Regions from separate parts of the Homo sapiens genome. Here region 2 is linked to region 1. The links are chromatin contacts, found by Hi-C or POLR2A ChIA-PET in ENCODE. All regions are on one chromosome and are shown on one strand. The core of a region is the stretch at or near the end of the contact, and the rest is flanking DNA. Distances in the headings are between cores, read along the strand shown.

Region 1 (2,935 bases), core at 413-2,912:
CCCAGTGGGTGAGCGTGTAGAGAAAAAAACTCTACCTAAATGGTGTGTTTCCTCTGCTCTCACACCGCAGTAACAGTCATCCACACAGAAGACTCCTGTGACCAAATTTGTAGGGGTTTCTCCCCACCATCAAGCAGGAGGCACCAGCTGGGTGCCCTCCAATTCCATTCCACCTGGAGATAGCATCAGAACCCACGGGTTGAGGGCTCAGTCCCCAAGGCCACCCCCCTACAGACACCAGTTGCAAGTCTGGGCCTCCAGAACTTCTGACCAACTGGCTTCCAGTTTGATTAACCCTCTTTGGGTTTGATTATACCCAAACTCTTTGAGTTTGATTAATTTCCTGGAGCAGCTCACAGACCTTGAGGAAACATTTACTTATGTATACCAGTTTATCATAAAAAATATTGCAGACCGGGTGCGGTGGCTCATACCTGTAATCCCAGCACTTTGGGAGGCCAAGACGGGCAGACCACTTGAGGCCAGGCGTTCAAGACCAGCCTGGCCAACATGGCAAAACCCCATCTCTACTAAAAATACAAAAATTAGCTGGGCATGGTGTTGGGCACCTGTAATCCCAGCTACTTGGGAGGCTGAGGCAGGAGAATCGCTTGAACCCAGGAGATGGAGGTTGCAGTGAGCTGAGATTGCAACGCTGCACTCCAGCCTGGGCGACAGAGGGAAACTGTGTCTCAAAAATAAATAAATTAATTAATTTAATTAAATTAAATAAAGGATATTGCAAAGGATACAGATAGAGATGCCCAGGGCAAGGTGTGGGGGAAGGGGTGCGGAGCTTCCATGCCCTCCTTAGGCACCACCCTCTAGGAACCTACATGTGTTCAGCTATGTAGAAGCTCACTGAAGCCTATCCTCTTGGGGTTTTACGGAGGCTTCATTACATGAGCATGATTGATTAAACCATCAGCCGTGGGTAATCAGCTTGACCTTTAGCCCCTCTTTCCTCCCTGGAGGTTGCGGGGAGGGGTGGAGCTGAAAGTCCCAACCCTCTAATCCTACCTTAGTCTTTCTGGTGACCAGCCCCACCCTGAACCTATCAGACAAAATACAGCATTTTGGAGGTTCCAAGAATTTTAGGAGTTATGAGCCAGGAATTGTGGACAAAACCCAATATATATATTCATTATATATATATATATTTTTTCCTATGTATGTATTATTAAGCCTCGGTAAAAACCCAAAAGGATGTGATATATATAAACTTACATCACAGTGAGACTGGCTATTCTGCCAAGGGTGGCACCTTTAAACCTGAGGGGCATCTGTAAGCCCAGCCCTGATACAGCTGCCAGAGCCTTTGAGCCTTGTTCAGGGCCTTTGCCCCTGGAGACCCCTGGTAAAAACAAAGACAAGCCATGGGAGCTTAGGAACGTGGCAAACTCCTGTCTGCTTCTTAGGCCCAACTCCAAGAGAGGCTGTCAGGATCATGGGCAGGAGCGAGAGACACTGACCTGGGTCGCCGATGTGAACAGGGGGATCATGGGCAGGAGCGAGAGACACTGACCTGGGTTGCCCATGTGAACAGGAAGATCATGGGCAGGAGCGAGAGACACTGACCTGGGTCGCCCATGTGAACAGGTTGCCCCTGCTCACCTCCGAGGGAGCAGCAGGCCCGCACCAGCCCTTCCAGCTTGTCCTTGGGAATGGGCCTCATCGTGACCACCAGAGGGCAGCAGAAGCCAGCATGGGTAACACAAGGCACTGTTGTCTGACCAAAAAAAAAAAAAAATCAAGTGAAAATGTTAAAAAATGGAATTAGCACAGATCCAAGCTCTGAGCACCAAGAGTTCAAGGCAGCTAAATGAAGGAGGAGTAGCTGTTATAGAAATTAGCTTCTATTTTTATGTGACATAGAGAGAGGGAGTTTGCTGTTAATTACTGGTTTAAAATAGGGAATCTTAACTTTTTGTGTGCCACGGACCCCTTTGGTAGACTAGTACAGCTGTGGACCCCTGGTCAAAGTAATGCCTTTAACTGCATACAAGAAAATGCACAGGATTCCAAAGGAAACCAATTATCCTGCAAGCACAGTTATCAAATAATAGAAAAATGTGGCCAGACACGATGGCTCACACCTGTAATCCCAGCACTTGGGAGGCCGAGGTGGGCGGATCACGAGGTCAGGAGTTCGAGACCAGCCTGGCCAGCATGGTGAAACCCCATCTCTATTAAAAATACAAAAGTTCGCCGGGCATGGTGGCACGCGCCTCTAGTCCCAGCTACTCGGGAGGCTGAGGCAGGAGAACGGCTTGAACCCAGGAGGCGGAGATTGCAGTGAGCCGAAATCACACCATTGCACTCCGGCCTGGGTGACAGAGCAAGACTCCATCTCAAAGAAAAAAAAAAAAGGAAAAATGTGAGACAATATGCATGCTTCCTCAGTAGCAGCCTAAGAAACAAGATGCCAGTTCTACTATCATTGTAACTTTGAAGTAGTGATCAGCATATAGGATATTTTTGAGACATCAGGAAGAACTCTAACGTGATATGAAGATATCTGTGATTTCTGTTGCCAGCCATGAAGTCACAGGGTCTGCTGATATGACAGCCATTTGCTGCCTACATTCATAATTGAAGGAAATGCTAAATGTGAGTTGAGGTTATGAAAATAAAATTGAGGCTGGGCACAGTGGTTCATGCCTGTAATACCAGCACTTTGGGAGGCCAAGAAGGTTGGATCGCTTGAGCCCAGAAGTTCAAGACCAGCCTGGGCAATACAGCGAAACCCTGTCTCTACCAAAAAAAACCAAAACCATAAATTAGCTGGGTGTGCTGGCACATGCCTATGGTCCCAGCTACTCGGGAGGCTGAGATGGGAGGATCTCTTGAACCCAGGAGGTTGAGGCTGCAGTGAGCTGTGACTGTGCCACTGCACCACTCCAGCCTGGGCAACTGAGCAAGAACTGTCAAAAAT
Region 2 (2,835 bases), core at 1-2,500, 150 kb after region 1:
ACTGGGGAAAATTGATAATGATACAATTATCAGTTCTCATAACAAACAGCTCTGAGATATATCCTATTAATACTATTAGACTTCAATATTGAGTGATATTGTTAGATTTTAATATTTTAAAAAATCCTCAGGGCTTTAGGCAAAAAGATAAAATAAATTATAAACGGAAGGATAGTTAGGTTGGCATCCAACTTCTTAAAAGTGACATACAAAGCAAGGCAGCACTGGAGCAACTTTGTGTTGGTGGTTTTTTTTTAAAGAAACTTAGGGAAAGAAAGTACAAAGCAAGAGTTATATCCAACTAACTGCCTTCAAGATTAAGGCTATAAAACAAAGTTTGAGGTTGGGCACGGTGGCTCATGCCGGTAATCCCAGCACTTTGGGAGGCCGAGGTGGGTGGATCATGAGGTCAGAAGTTCAAGACCAGCCTGGCCAACGTGGTGAAACCCCATCTCTACTAAAAATACAAAAATTAGCCAGGCATGGTGGTGCACGCCTGTAGTCCTAGCTACTTGGGAGGCTGAGGCAGGAGAATCGCTTGAACCCAGGAGGCAGAGGTTGCAGTGAGGAGATCACACCATTGCAGTCCAGCCTGGGCAACAGAGTGAGACTCTGTCTCCAAAAAAAAAAAGAAAAAATTTGAGCACTCAAGAGCTCAGAGAATACCCTACACAGGTAGTCTCCCTGAGGATCTACTAGACAATGAATTTCATCCAAACAGATTGAGAAAACAACCTGATGGTGAGCACTTAATATACTTATTTGTAGAGCTGAGACTAAGGAACAAGGATGGGCCCATAGGTAGAAGAGTAGTACACAAATCTTTTTTTTTTTTTTTTTTTTAGATAGAGTTTTACTCTGTTGCCAGGCTGGAGTGCAGTGGCGTGATCTCACCTCACTACAACCTCCGCCTCCTCGGTTCAAGTGATTCTCCTGCCCCAGCCTCCTGAGTAGCTGGGATTACAGGCGTGCGCCACCATGCCCAGCTAATTTTTACATTTTTAGTAGAGATGGGGTTTCACCATGCTGGCTAAGCTGGTCTCGAACTCCTGACCTGGTGATCTGCCTGCCTCGGCCTCCCAAAGTGCTGGGATTACATGTGTGAGCAACCACGCCCGGACAGTAGTACACAAATCTTAAATTATATTGAATATATATTTGTAATTACATAAGTATGCAAGAGCATAAGTACATGTGCATACTTGTTCCCGATTTTAGTTTCAATTTCAATTTCACTTGAAGTCATAGCAAACATCTAGTTCCTTGAAATGTAACACACAGAAACAGAATCAGAAACCATGCAAACCATGTAAACATTTTCAAATTCAGGCATTTATTTCCAGTCTAAAAATGTGGTAGGAAACTGAGGTAGGACCTGAATTCTTAGATGCTCAACCTTTTTTTTCTGCTTTAACTGCCACCAACCATCCTCTAGTTGCTGCCACTCTGATATTTATTGGAAAGACACAGAGAAGTGAGCAGACAGGTTGTTTCATAAGTGGTTTAGTGATGGGTAGCAGACCAGGCTTTCATACTAGGTAGAGACATGGACATTATTGATATACTTCACATTCCATTGGATCCCCATTATAATATTTGGGTTTCACCATTCAATTTGATCATTATTCTTGTACATCATATTCTTGTTCTGAGTAAGTTGGCTATATGCTTTTTGGTTCATTTGGGATGACTTCAATCAGTAAACAAGTTTAAAGTCAGTTTCACATTCAAATAGTTTCCTGCATGAGGAAATTAAAAGCAAATGGTTACAAGTCAACTGAATAAGGCATTCCTTATAATATTATGAAACACGCATACCACATATGTATACAATATAAGTTCATGTACAGCATAAATATTTGTGCACCAGATTTAAATGTATATAAAATGACCTAAATATGCATAAATATATGATCTAAATATGTATGTCCTAGCTCTGTTCATGAAAGAGCCTAGAAGGCAAGGTACCTCAGTAGCAAGCAGCATACCTGATGCCCAGATCTTGGTTTCTATTAAGATTCCATAAGATCTTATTTCCCATTAAAAGGAATCAAGGCTACTTGTAAGAGAACAAATGAAGTTCTCAAAAATAGAAAGAGAGAAAGAAAAAGAAAAGTAAAGAAAGGGGGCATGTCAGGACACAGAGCCGGCTTTTGAAAGTGCTTCCAGTGACCAAATCTGGGACAACTTGTGCATTAAAATGATTAGGGAAAGGCTGGGTGTGGTGGCTCATGCCTGTAATCCCAGCACTTTGGGAGGCTGAGGTGGGCGGATCACCTGAGGTCAGGAGTTAGAGACCAGCCTGACCAGTATGATGAATCCCTGTCTCTACTAAAAATACAAAAATTAACCAGGCATGGTGGCATGTGTCTGTAATCCCAGCTACTCAGGAGGCTGAGGCAGGAGAATCGCGAGAACCACCATGCCTGGCTTATTTTTTTAAATTGAAATAGAGACGGATCTTACTGTGTTGCCCAGCCTGGTCTTGAACTCCTGGGCTCAAGCAATCCTCCTGCTTCAGCCTCCCAAAGTGCTGGGATTTCAGGTGTGAGTCATTGTGCCTGACCAAGAATGAGTATTAAAGCATTGAAAAAAATGGTGATTCATGAGTAGCCTAATAGATAGGTAGATATCTAAGCAGGAATAAGGGAGGTCTCTTCTCTGTGGTGCAATGCTGACTGATAAACTTGGAAGAAGTGGAAGAGTCAGAAAGTTACTCCATTGTAACCATTATAGTAAGGATTAGTTCAGGCAAGAATTGTCAGTGAATGCTCAATCTAGATAGGACATTTTGATGAAGAACAGCGTATTTTTCATGCCCTAAAATGTGTCCCT

Evidence for each region. Hi-C counts contacts between places; a loop is a spot of excess contacts on that map. ChIA-PET counts read pairs that join two places held with the same protein, here RNA polymerase II (POLR2A). Pooled maps may share reads with other maps.
Region 2: a pooled map shows a loop between it and region 1 (2.8-fold over the local background). The contact joins two enhancer-like sites. A Hi-C loop is called at or near these places in 6 of 50 pooled maps. POLR2A ChIA-PET finds 5 or more read pairs at or near these places in 5 of 52 experiments (T-cell, activated B cell, activated T-cell and 1 more).

Annotation. Positions count from the first base shown.
Region 1 is chr14:91,172,083-91,175,017 of GRCh38, reverse strand. It overlaps DGLUCY (D-glutamate cyclase), which reads right to left. Exons shown (of 14, transcript NM_001102368.3): 6 at 1,579-1,729. Among named protein-coding and RNA genes, the nearest start is that of SNORA11B, 47 kb to the right of the region's middle. Within about 2 kb of position 1,662, at least 6 of the 41 ENCODE cell types and tissues checked have a DNase peak (open chromatin) inside an H3K27ac peak, as active enhancers do.
Region 2 is chr14:91,021,091-91,023,925 of GRCh38, reverse strand. All of the region lies in intron 1 of RPS6KA5 (ribosomal protein S6 kinase A5), which reads left to right. Among named protein-coding and RNA genes, the nearest start is that of RPS6KA5, 38 kb to the left of the region's middle. RefSeq lists enhancers at 1,143-1,302, 1,383-1,502, 1,513-1,562. Within about 2 kb of position 1,250, at least 8 of the 41 ENCODE cell types and tissues checked have a DNase peak (open chromatin) inside an H3K27ac peak, as active enhancers do.